Regions from separate parts of the Homo sapiens genome. Here regions 2 and 3 are each linked to region 1. The links are chromatin contacts, found by Hi-C or POLR2A ChIA-PET in ENCODE. All regions are on one chromosome and are shown on one strand. The core of a region is the stretch at or near the end of the contact, and the rest is flanking DNA. Distances in the headings are between cores, read along the strand shown.

Region 1 (3,344 bases), core at 476-2,975:
CTTTGGACCTACCCCCACCAGGGTCTTATGCCACCTACTAATACTGAGTAACAATCCAAACTCATCGTGTCCCCCCCTTCGTCCTAAAACCCAAACATTCTGCTCTGTGATCCCTTGTGATCTGGAGCTGGTGGCCCTGTTCACCTGGTCGTGGCTCCAAGCCATGGCCTGACTGGGGACCCTTTCATTTCTCCCCCCCTCCAAAAGAGCGAGACCTGTGGGTTCTGCCCTAGCAATGCTGCCCAGCTCTGCTTTCTGTCAATTTACTTTCTCCTTTCCCACTGTATCTGCCCCAGTGCCCAGTCATTTCTCTCCTGGGCTACTGCAGTGGATCCTAATGGCCTCTGGGCTCCTCATCTTCTCTCAACTGCTTGCAGATTAATTTTGCCTACCTAAAATTCATGTTTTCTCAATGTTTATTAAATAAAATTCCAGTGTCTCAGCTGCTGGAGGTGCTCCACCCAAAGGCACCAAGTTATCTTTTATATTTAATGCCATCTTCTCCTCTTGACAATCGTAAAAGGGGACTATACACTCTAATATGAACCCTCTCCTTAATTCTTTGCTCTTGTTCTTTCTGTAAATGCTGTGGGCCCCAATCCCACCCATCCTTTAGGACCTATCTTAAATGCCACCACCCCTGCAAAGATTTTCCTCCTGACCTCCTTTTTCCTCTACCAGACCTGTTGTTTCTCCTTTTAGGTGGCTCACTGAACTTTGTATCCCTCGTGTTATTTAATCATAATCGGTTTATTTAAACATAGCATGTGTGTACTTAACCTTATCATTCCCGCATTTTTTGCTAGTTGGACTTGAACAAATAGTTGTATAAATCCATTGGAAAAAAGTATTCAAGATAGGAAAGGCCAAAATTACTGTGTTAGTTTATCAGATAGTGTAAAGCTATGCAGAATTTTAAAAGTTATATCTACATATACTACAGCACCTACATGTTTGTGTATTATTTTGCTAAGATGGCTTTGTTCTAGTATTGAAGGATACAGAAGTGTGGCATTACTTTTTATTCATGGCTGCACCTAAAACATTATTTGCGTCCCAGCAGATAATTTGAGAACATAAAAATGCTCCAACATCTCTTTCAGTTCGGGATGTTGCCTAAAACCGTCGACAAACGCTATGTTTGAGAAGGGAGGCTACGCTGGGGCGCCGGAGGAGACAGGCCCTTAAGAACCTTCCAGAGATGCCTTAACTGGGCTAACAGCTCGCCGCGCCGGGGCAGGCAGAGGGGTGCGGGGCGCGCTCCTTCCAGGACTTGCCAGTCCCCAAGAACCAGGCCAACCGGTTCCCTCCACTGACTCCCGCCTCCCTCTGCAGGCCCAGCCCTGCGCCGCGCGCCCTCTCCCCGGGCGCCCAGGCCCGGCGGGGGCCTAGAGGGCAGGGATGGCCCGGGCGAGGGACGGGGTCCCGGAGGCGGGAGGCGGGAGGCGGGAGGCGGGAAGCGGGAGGCTGGAAGCCGCGCGCTGTCGGGGTTTCCCGGTGAAGGGCAGGCAAACAACCGGTCGGTCTGGGCGGAGCCGGGCGGGCGGGGCGAGGGCGGAGGGCGGAGGGCGCATTGCCTCATCCTGTACATTTTACTGGAAATCGGACGCATCCGGAGGAGGGGCTGGGAGGCGGCCCGGGCACCGCCAATGGCCGGGCCGGGCGCCGGGGAGGTCGGCGAGCGCTGCGGCCCGTTAAATACCCTGGCAGTCCCGCGCCGCGCCCGTACTGGCCCGCGCCGTCCGCCCGCCGACAGCTCCCTGAGCCAGCCCGGGAGGCAGCCGCGCGCAGCGAGCCGGTGGCGCAGGTGTCGGGGTCCTCGAGCGCCCAGCCTGGGAGCATGATTGTGGACAAGCTGCTGGACGACAGCCGCGGCGGAGAGGGGCTGCGGGACGCGGCGGGCGGCTGCGGCCTCATGACCAGCCCGCTCAACCTGAGCTACTTCTACGGCGCGTCGCCGCCCGCCGCCGCCCCGGGCGCCTGCGACGCCAGCTGCTCGGTCTTGGGCCCCTCGGCGCCCGGCTCGCCCGGCTCCGACTCCTCCGACTTCTCCTCTGCCTCGTCGGTGTCCTCCTGCGGCGCCGTGGAGTCCCGGTCGAGAGGCGGCGCCCGCGCCGAGCGCCAGCCAGGTACCCGCCGGCCCCGCACCGCTGCGTACTCGGGGCGCGCACGCCTAGGAGGTTGGGAGCGGGACTCCCCAGATGGAGGGTGGCCCCTGCGCCCTCCTTAGAGCTAGGACGTACGCACCTTAGCCATCAATTACCACTCCCCGCCTTGCCCGGGCCGGGCGCCTGCCTGACCTACACGCCCTTCGCCGGCCCGCGGAACCGGCTCCCTCCCGCGGGCCTCGGGGGGGCTTCAGAAACCGCTCGGCCGAGCTCTGACTGCCGGGCGAGTGACCAGGAGATCGCTCGCTCTCTAAGAAGCAGCTTTGTTGAGTCATAATTAATAAACTATGATGAGATTTGGGGTCTGATGTAGGTGTAATTTTCTTCTTGTGAATATTTTAGTGGAAAGCTGTAGCAGAGGATAAGGGTTTGGGAATAGCGTTAAAGGTCATGACTTATTTCTCAGTTTTTATGGAATTTTTCAGTAAAAAGACTTGACCGTCAAAGAAAAGGAAACTGCTGTTATCAAGGTGAAGCCGGGCTGAAAACCAACTCAAGTTATGCCTTTAGTTTGGCGAGTTTCGGAAGTCTGCCCGGAATTTTTGCGGTCTTGTTTTTGTTGTGTGTGCCTTAAAAAAAATGGATAAGCCATATCTAGCAGAGAAAGACGTAATGTTATCTTTCATGGGCTGCGAATTGGTTTCCTTTCTTAGTGAACCGAGTTGCATAATTTGGGGGAAAACAGGATGCCCCTGTGGGTAGGCTAGAAAAACGCCTCGATAATTGAACGTTGAGAGTAATTAGCATGATTTTAAAGAACGTCTCTTTCCGGTGTTTCCCACTCTTAGCCACTCCTGTTTTGGTTGTCATTTATTTTAAAAAGTGATATCTCATTTTCATTTTAAGTCATTTAAAATCATGCGAAAAGCGATTTAAACCACTGCGTAGCAGATCCAGAAAGAATATGTGTTTAGGACCTTTTCTTACCCACTTGGCCTTCATCTGGCTGAAACTGTTCTGCTGGTCCCTTGGTTTACCACACAGCCACAGGGGATTTCTGAAACTGCATTTTTTTCTTTCTGTGACGTTGGATTATGAACTGCTGTCATTCCAGAAAAATGCTGTGTTAGATTCTGGCAATTCTGGTATCTCTTGAAATCCCTAAACTTAAAAATAAAGCCAACTAATGTTTCACTTACCCTATCATTGAACTGTTTATCTCATGTATTTATGATA
Region 2 (3,641 bases), core at 4-2,503, 280 kb after region 1:
GACTTGGAACCAACCCAAATGTCCAACAATGATAGACTGGATTAAGAAAATGTGGCACCTATACACCATGGAATACTATGCAGCCATAAAAAATGATGAGTTCATGTCCTTTGTAGGGACATGGATGAAATTAGAAATCATCATTCTCAGTAAACTATCGCAAGGACAAAAAACCAAACACCGCATACTCTCACTCATAGATGGGAATTGAACAATGAGAACATATGGATACAGGAAGGGGAACATCACACTCTGGGGACTGTTGTGGGGTGGGGGGAGTGGGGAGGGATAGCATTCGGAGATATACCTAGTGCTAAATGACGAGTTAATGGGTGCAGCATACCAGCATGGCACATGTATACATATGTAACTAACCTGCACATTGTGCACATGTACCCTAAAACTTAAAGTATAATAATAATAAAAAAATAAAATAAAATAAAATCAGGTACATGTTATAGCAGACACAAATATTAGTAATTAATCAAATTTTGATTTATTTTCTATTATAACAAGAAGTCTAGAGGTAAGTCTTTGCTGGCATTAGTTCAGCAGCTTGATGCTCTTTGGGCCAAGGTCTTTATGATTCTCTTGCCTTTATGTTTGCAAGATGATGGCTACAGCTACATTTCTAGCCCTTCTACCTGTATCTCAGACAGGATAAAGGAAAAAGGAGAAAAAAAAGGTGTGTGCTAGCTGAGTCTTTTAAGAATTTTTCCAGAAGCCCTACTCAATGACTTCTGCTCATATTTTCTGAACCGGAACTCTATGTCATGTGGCTACTGCTATATGTAAGGAAACCTGGGTAACATAAGTTTTATCTGTAAACATTACTGTGCCCTCTGAAATGTGGACTCTGTTAATAAAATAAAAAGAAAAGAAGGATATTGGTTTGGAAGCTAGCAGTATATACCACAACTACATCCCAAGAGCTAAAAATAAAAAGTGAATTGACAGATCCTTCCTCAGTGGGTAGATTCTATTTTGCTTCATACAGCAAAATAGAAGCTTGGGAACTTCCTGTTCCAAAGAGATGTTTAAAGAGCATGCCTCAAAAGGTAACCTTACTTAAGGAGACTGGGGAAGACAACATATTTTAGACACTGGAGTTTACCCAGAGCACAGTTACTATTTTAATTCGTTTGCAACCTGAGGAAATTTTTAGCAGTTGGCAGCTGTGCTGCTTCAAGACTGCGTTTTGGCTCTCCTGTTGATTACTGCTCCTGGTTTCCTGCTGTTGGAGCACACTGTTTTCTTTCACTCAGAGACATCTTGTTCTTTTCTGAGTCACTACACCATTACTCATCTTGAGTTGGTTCCTTGTTGGGTTTCATAAGGTTATCCAGAGAGATGCAGGGACATGAAAAACACTGAACTTGGGAAGATCAAGTGTAGGGTGTTAAGAGATATGAGCTGTTTGTGCTTTTTTCCAGGGTCACACTGAGCAAGTCAGGACTTTTAAATTTGTAAATCAATGAGTAGCCCCTCCACTTTCTGCTATAAGATGAAAAGGAAATTCACCTGTTCCTTGAGAAAACTAGGGCTCTAGATAACTGTGGTTGTAATTTATACCAAGAGTAACATGGAGGGTGGAATTGAAGCCAGGTGCACTCAGGTGGGCATTATAGTAATCCAAGTGAAAGATTATGAGAGAAAATAGGAGATTCATTGGTGGGAGCTCAACCATGGCGGCAAGCAGCATATTGATTCTTCAGAGAGCTAAAAACAGAACTACCATTTCACCCAGCAATCCCATTTCTGGGTATATACCCAGAGGAATATAAATTATTCTACCGTAAAGACACATGCATGCAAATGTTCACTGCAGCACTATTCACAATAGCAGAGACATGGAATCAATCTAAATGTCCATCAGTGACAGACTGGATAAATAAAATGTGGTACATGTACACCATGAAATACTATTCAGCCATAAAAAAAGAATGAGATCATGTCTGTTGCAGGAACATGGATGGAGCTGGAGTCTATCGTCCTTAGCAAACCAATGCAGGAACAGAAAACCAAATGTTCTCACTTATAAGTGGGAGCTGAATGATAAGAACTCAGGGACACAAAGAAGAGAACAATAGGCGTTGAGGTCTCCTTGAGGGTAAAGGGTGGGAGGAGGGAGAGGAGCAGAAAAAAAATGACTATTGTGTCATAAAATAATCTGTACAACAAACCCGTGTGACGTAAGTTTACCTATATAACAAACCTGCACATGTACCTCTAAAACTAAAAAGTTAAAAGAAAAATAAATCAATGAGCCCAGTAGAAGTCCCTCAAGTCTTATTGTTGGTGGTAAAAAGTTCTTTTGTTGTCGATGAAGAAATTATTTCTTTCACATATTTTCTTAGGTATCACCTGTCAGTAGGTACACATAGGTACCCATATTAGTAAACGAAACAAAGCAAAACAAACAATAACAAATATCGAACACTTGTTGAGCATTTCTTATATGCCAGGAACTCTTTCAAGCTCTTTACTTATTTAATCCTCACAACAGCTCTAAATTAGGTCTCGTGATTATCCCTATTTTGCAGATGAGAAAACAGATCCGGAGATGTTAGTAAATCATTTGCACAAGGTCACATAACCAGTTAGTGTGGAACCTGAATTTGAATCCAGGTTTAATTATCAAGTTCACATGATCAACAACAACATGATATTGTCTCATTACAGTGTGAACAACACCAGTTACACTGACTCTGGCCTCTCCTGTTTTCACAGAACCTCAATTTCTTGTAATGTGCCCCTGAAGAATTTTTGCCAACAGAGATGGTCTCACATGCCATCACAAACCACTTAACTATTGTGGGGCACCACTGCTCGATCCTTCTATGTCCTTAGGCACTGATGGATCCTGGAAACCTTGTAAAGCCCTGCTGTGGGGTGGGTTGTAGCAAAAAGGAGGACTCCATTTTTCTGCTGTGCTACACTCTGGGAGCAAGACCTCAAAGCTGTACTAAGGTCTTGCTGAGTTTTAAGCCTCCTTTTCAGATTTTTACTTACAGCCTTTCTCTTCTCTCTAGGACCCAATTATGAGTACAACTGGAGATATATCAGAGTAACAGCCCCCATTTTGGGCTCATACTTCCCTGTCCATCTCCCACTAAAACTTAATCTTTTGTTATTAGCCAAACTCAGTATGCATGGCTCCTTCTCAGACCTGAGTTTTCTCCTTAGAGGCTGCTCAGGCACACAAGAAATGGGCTTCTATGCAACCTATTCTTCAGTTTCCTAAACAATAAGGCATGTCTGAATCCCACAGCAGGCCCATTCCAGAACTCCCAGTACCATCCCATGAGACACCACCAGTTCCACAAATCATAGCCTTCCCTCTATCTACACTCCCACAGCTGCTGTGAACTCCATCAAGCCCAGAGTAGAAAAAAAAGGCTGCTTTTCTGACTTGCACCTACTCAAGCCAGGGTGTAACACTCTTGAGTAACAAACTTAAGTAACACTCCAGACATTACAGTTTTCTTGCTTTCCTCTGACAAGTCATAATGAACAGTCTGTTCTGCTTATCTTCCTTAACCTGGTGGTAAAAACTTATGTACATGAGGCTCACTGGGCAAAGAGGCTTTGTCTCAGGGAAGAGCAGAACTACCTTCATCCCCAAATCTTTCGCTTCTGTG
Region 3 (3,753 bases), core at 1,210-3,709, 360 kb after region 1:
AAGATGAAGGGTTTACTCACCAATTACAATTTTGTAATATTCTGTTTTTCTGTGTGCATACTATTACCAGTGAGATTTGTATCTCCAAATAATTTCTTATTGCTTATTAACACCTTTTTCCTTCTGATTGCATTTCTTGCAAGACAGGTCTGAGTGATGTAATCTCTCAGCTTTTTTTTGTGCGTAGGAAATTCTTTATTTCTCCTTCATCTTTGAAGGATATTTTTGCCAGATACACTATTTTAGGGTAAGAGTATCTTCCTTCAACATCTTAAATATATCATGCCACTCTCTCCTGGCCTGTAAGGTTTCCACTGAAAAGTCTGCTGCCAGATGTGCTGGAGCTCTATTGTATGTTATTTGTATCTTTTCTCTTGCTGCTTTTAGGATCCCTTCTTTATCCTTGATCTTTGGGAGTTTATTAAATGCCTTGAGGTAGTCTTCTTTGGGTTAAATCTGCTTGGTGCTTAATAACTTTCCTTTGATTGATATCTTTCTCTATGTTTGAGAAGCTCTCTGTTATTATCCCTTTGGATAAACTTTCTACCCTTATCTCTTTCTCTACCTCCTCTTAATAACTCTTAGATTTGTCCCTTTGAGGCTATTTTCTAGACCCTGTAGGCATGCTTTATTTTTTTTTAATTCTTTTTTCTTTTGTCTACTCTGTGTATTTTCAAATAGCCTGCCTTCAGGCTCACTAATTCTTTTTTCTGTTTGATCAATTCTGCCATTGAAACACTCTGATGCATTCTTCAGTATGTCAATTGCATTTTTCAACTCCAAAATTTCTGCTTGATTCTTTTTAATTATTTCAATCTCTTTGTTAAATTTATTTGATAGAATTCTAAATTTCTTCTCTGTATGATCTTGAATTTCCTCAGAACTTATTTTGAGTTCTTTGCCTGAAGGGTAACATATTTTTGTTTCTCCAGGGTTGGTGCCTGGTGACTTATTTAGCTCATTTGGTGAGGCCATGTTTTCCTGGATGGTCTTGTTGCTTGTGGATATTCATCTGTGACTAGGCATTGAAAAATTATGTATGTATTACAGTCTTTGCAGTCTGGACTTGTTTGTAATCATCCTCCTTGGGAAGGCTTTGCAGGTATTTGAAAGGACTTGGGTGTTGTGGTTTCAGCCATATATGCATTGGGGGCCTGTGCCCACTAACACTGTGATTTTTGCAGACTCATAGATGTGCTGCCTTGATAGTCTTGGATAAGATCTGGAAGAGATCTCTGGATTACCAGGCAGAGACTGTTTTTCTCTTTTACTTTCTCCCAAACGAACAGAGTCTCTCTCTCTCTCTGTTCTGAGCTGCTTTGAGTGGGTGGTGGTGAGGTGATACAAGCATCCCTGTGACCTCCACCACTGGGATTGCAGTGGATCAGACCTGAAGCCAGCACAGCACTGGGTCTCACCCAAGGCCCACTGTAACCACTACCTGGCTACTGCCTATGTTCGCTCAATGTCCTAGGGCTCTATAATCAGCAGGTGATGAAGCCATCCAGCCTTGTGTACTTTCCTTCAGGGCAGAGAGTTCCCCTATGCCCCTTGTCAGGTCCAGAGGTGCCATCTGGGAGCCAGGGACTGGAGTTAAAAACCATGGAAGTCTACTTGGTGTTCTAGTGTACTGTAGCAGAGCTGGTACTCAAACCACAAGATGCAGTCCTTCCCACTCCTCCTTCCTCTTTCTACAAACAGAGAATCCTCACCCCATGGCCACTGCCGCCACAGACCCATGAGGAGTATTGCCAGGCTACTGCTGATGTTCCCTTGAGGCCCAAAGGCTCTTTAGTCAGCTTGTGCTGAATGCTGCTTTCCCTGGGACTCACCCTTCAAGGGATTGGCCTTCTCTGTGGCCCAGAGCAGGTCCAGAAATGCCATCCAAGAGCCACAGCCTAGAATTGTGGACCCCAAGAGCCCATTTGGTGCTCTACCCCCTGTGGCCAAGCTGGCACTTAAGGTATGAGACAAAGTAACCTTTACTTTTCTGTCTGCTTTTCTCAAGCAGGAGTCTCTTCCTGTAACCACCACAACTGGGAATGTGCGGAGTCTCACCTAAAGCCAGCGAGTCTCAGAGTCTTACCCAAGGCCCATCAGGTACTATCTGGGTATTACTTCTGGTTATTCAGGGCCCAGGGGCTCTTCAGTTAGCAGGTGATGGATTGTGCTGGGACTTGGTCTTTTTGTTTAATGCTGCTGGTTCCTTTATGGCCCTGGGTATGTCTAGAAATGCCATCTGAGAACTAGGGTCTGGAAAGGAGGCCTCATGACTCTGACTGGTTCTTTATCCTGTTGTGACTGAGCTGGTATCCAAGGTGCAAGACAAAGTTCTCTTTACTCTCTCCCCTCTCCTGAAGTGAAAGGAAGGGGTGTTTTTTGGAGCCATGAACTGTGCAGCCTGGGGTTGGGGAAGGAGTCACACAAGCACTACTTTAGCCAGCCCAGCTGATGTCTCACTAGGTCATGTGCTCGCCAAATTCACTGGCTCTGAGCCCAGTTTAGCACTAGAACTTGCCTAGGAGTTGTAGTACTTGTGTCCTAGACTGCCTTTCAAGTTTATTTAGAGCCCCAGAGTACTTTAGCCCGAAGTAGTGAGGCTTGCCAGAAGTCAAGTTCTAATTGCTGGGATGGGTAATTCCCTTCTGGCTAGGGCTGGTTTAAATGTTCCTTCCATGAGTGGGCATCAGCTGAGTTCAGCCTGGTTTTGCTTTCTGCTGTGACAGGGCACGATTGAGTTCAATGCAAAGTCTCACGATTGTTGTGCTTAAACTCTTCCAAATGCACAGATTCTTTCTTCACACCATGCAGATGTTGCTAGCAGATGGGGGAGGGGTGGCATCTGTGACTCAGGAGTCTTTCCTACCCTCTTCAGTGTCTCTTTCAGGGATATGAAGTTAAAACTAGGTGCTGTGAGGGCTCACCTGATTTTTGGTTCTTATAAAGGTGATTTGTGTGTGTGTGTGTGTGTGTGTGTGTGTGTGTACATAGTTGTTAACTTGGTGTCCTTACAGGACATAGGATCATTGGAGCTTTCCACCCCTCTCCCACAAGTGCAATTTTGTTACATGCATATATCGCACTGTGGTGAAGTCTTGGCTTTTAGTGTATTTCAGACATGTTTAAGTTTGCTTCATTCCCAGAAGGAGGTGGATAGGCTTTCCTGGGCAATTAGGGATGTCGGGGTGGGTGGGGAGCATCTGCTTAACTCCCAGTTTCCAGGCAGCTTGCTTCAAAATGTTTCCAGACAAATGCATTTCAAAAAGCAATAAATTCTCAGAATAAATTCAGTTCTGAGCATTCCATGGCTGGTTTTTAGCCCACAATTTCTTTTCCATCTTGCCAAAACAATTTCTGAGGAAAAACTGCGCAATTCAGAGTGATGGCTCAGTGACAGGAGACATTTTTGCCCATGTGAAGGATCTTCAGATCCTGATTCTAAGCCAGAAGGGCATAGATTTTTTTTCTTAGATTGGCCAGGATGTTTTTGCGGATTTTTCTTTCATTCCCTGTAAACTTCATCCCCAAATTCTGATACCCTATTGCTGATTTCTTCAGTTTACCAGCAAAAGTTGTATTTGACATTGCCTGCTCTATGTTTATACCATATCTTTAGTCATCTGTTTGACTTTGTTGTCTTAATTCTTTAACCTTATATTTTATTACTTATTTCTTATTTTTTAGAGGTATTGCTCTGTTGCTCAGGCTGGAGTGCAGTGGCATGATCATAGCTCACTGCAGCCTGAACCTTTG

Evidence for each region. A loop is a pair of places that touch in the nucleus more often than their neighbours do. ChIA-PET counts read pairs that join two places held with the same protein, here RNA polymerase II (POLR2A). Pooled maps may share reads with other maps.
Region 2: a map of sigmoid colon shows a loop between it and region 1 (11-fold over the local background). The contact joins the enhancer-like site here to the promoter of NFKBIZ in region 1. A Hi-C loop is called at or near these places in 5 of 168 maps with a recorded cell type or tissue (MCF 10A, Right ventricle myocardium inferior, esophagus muscularis mucosa and 2 more) and 12 of 50 pooled maps. POLR2A ChIA-PET finds 5 or more read pairs at or near these places in 7 of 52 experiments (A549, AG04450, MCF 10A and 3 more).
Region 3: a pooled map shows a loop between it and region 1 (2.3-fold over the local background). The contact joins the enhancer-like site here to the promoter of NFKBIZ in region 1. A Hi-C loop is called at or near these places in 1 of 168 maps with a recorded cell type or tissue (lower leg skin) and 4 of 50 pooled maps. POLR2A ChIA-PET finds 5 or more read pairs at or near these places in 5 of 52 experiments (AG04449, AG04450, HEK293T and 2 more).

The regions. Positions count from the first base shown.
Region 1 is chr3:101,847,789-101,851,132 of GRCh38, forward strand. NFKBIZ (NFKB inhibitor zeta) reads left to right here and starts at 1,726. Exons shown (of 12, transcript NM_031419.4): 1 at 1,726-2,129. The coding sequence starts at 1,841. RefSeq lists enhancers at 785-1,622, 1,417-1,711 and silencers at 1,205-2,404, 1,453-1,624.
Region 2 is chr3:102,129,163-102,132,803 of GRCh38, forward strand. No RefSeq gene overlaps it. Among named protein-coding and RNA genes, the nearest start is that of RDUR, 190 kb to the left of the region's middle. Within about 2 kb of position 1,254, at least 14 of the 41 ENCODE cell types and tissues checked have a DNase peak (open chromatin) inside an H3K27ac peak, as active enhancers do; they include endothelial cell of umbilical vein, gastrocnemius medialis and sigmoid colon, where a contact is called at or near this core.
Region 3 is chr3:102,204,137-102,207,889 of GRCh38, forward strand. No RefSeq gene overlaps it. Among named protein-coding and RNA genes, the nearest start is that of ZPLD1, 230 kb to the right of the region's middle. Within about 2 kb of position 2,460, at least 8 of the 41 ENCODE cell types and tissues checked have a DNase peak (open chromatin) inside an H3K27ac peak, as active enhancers do.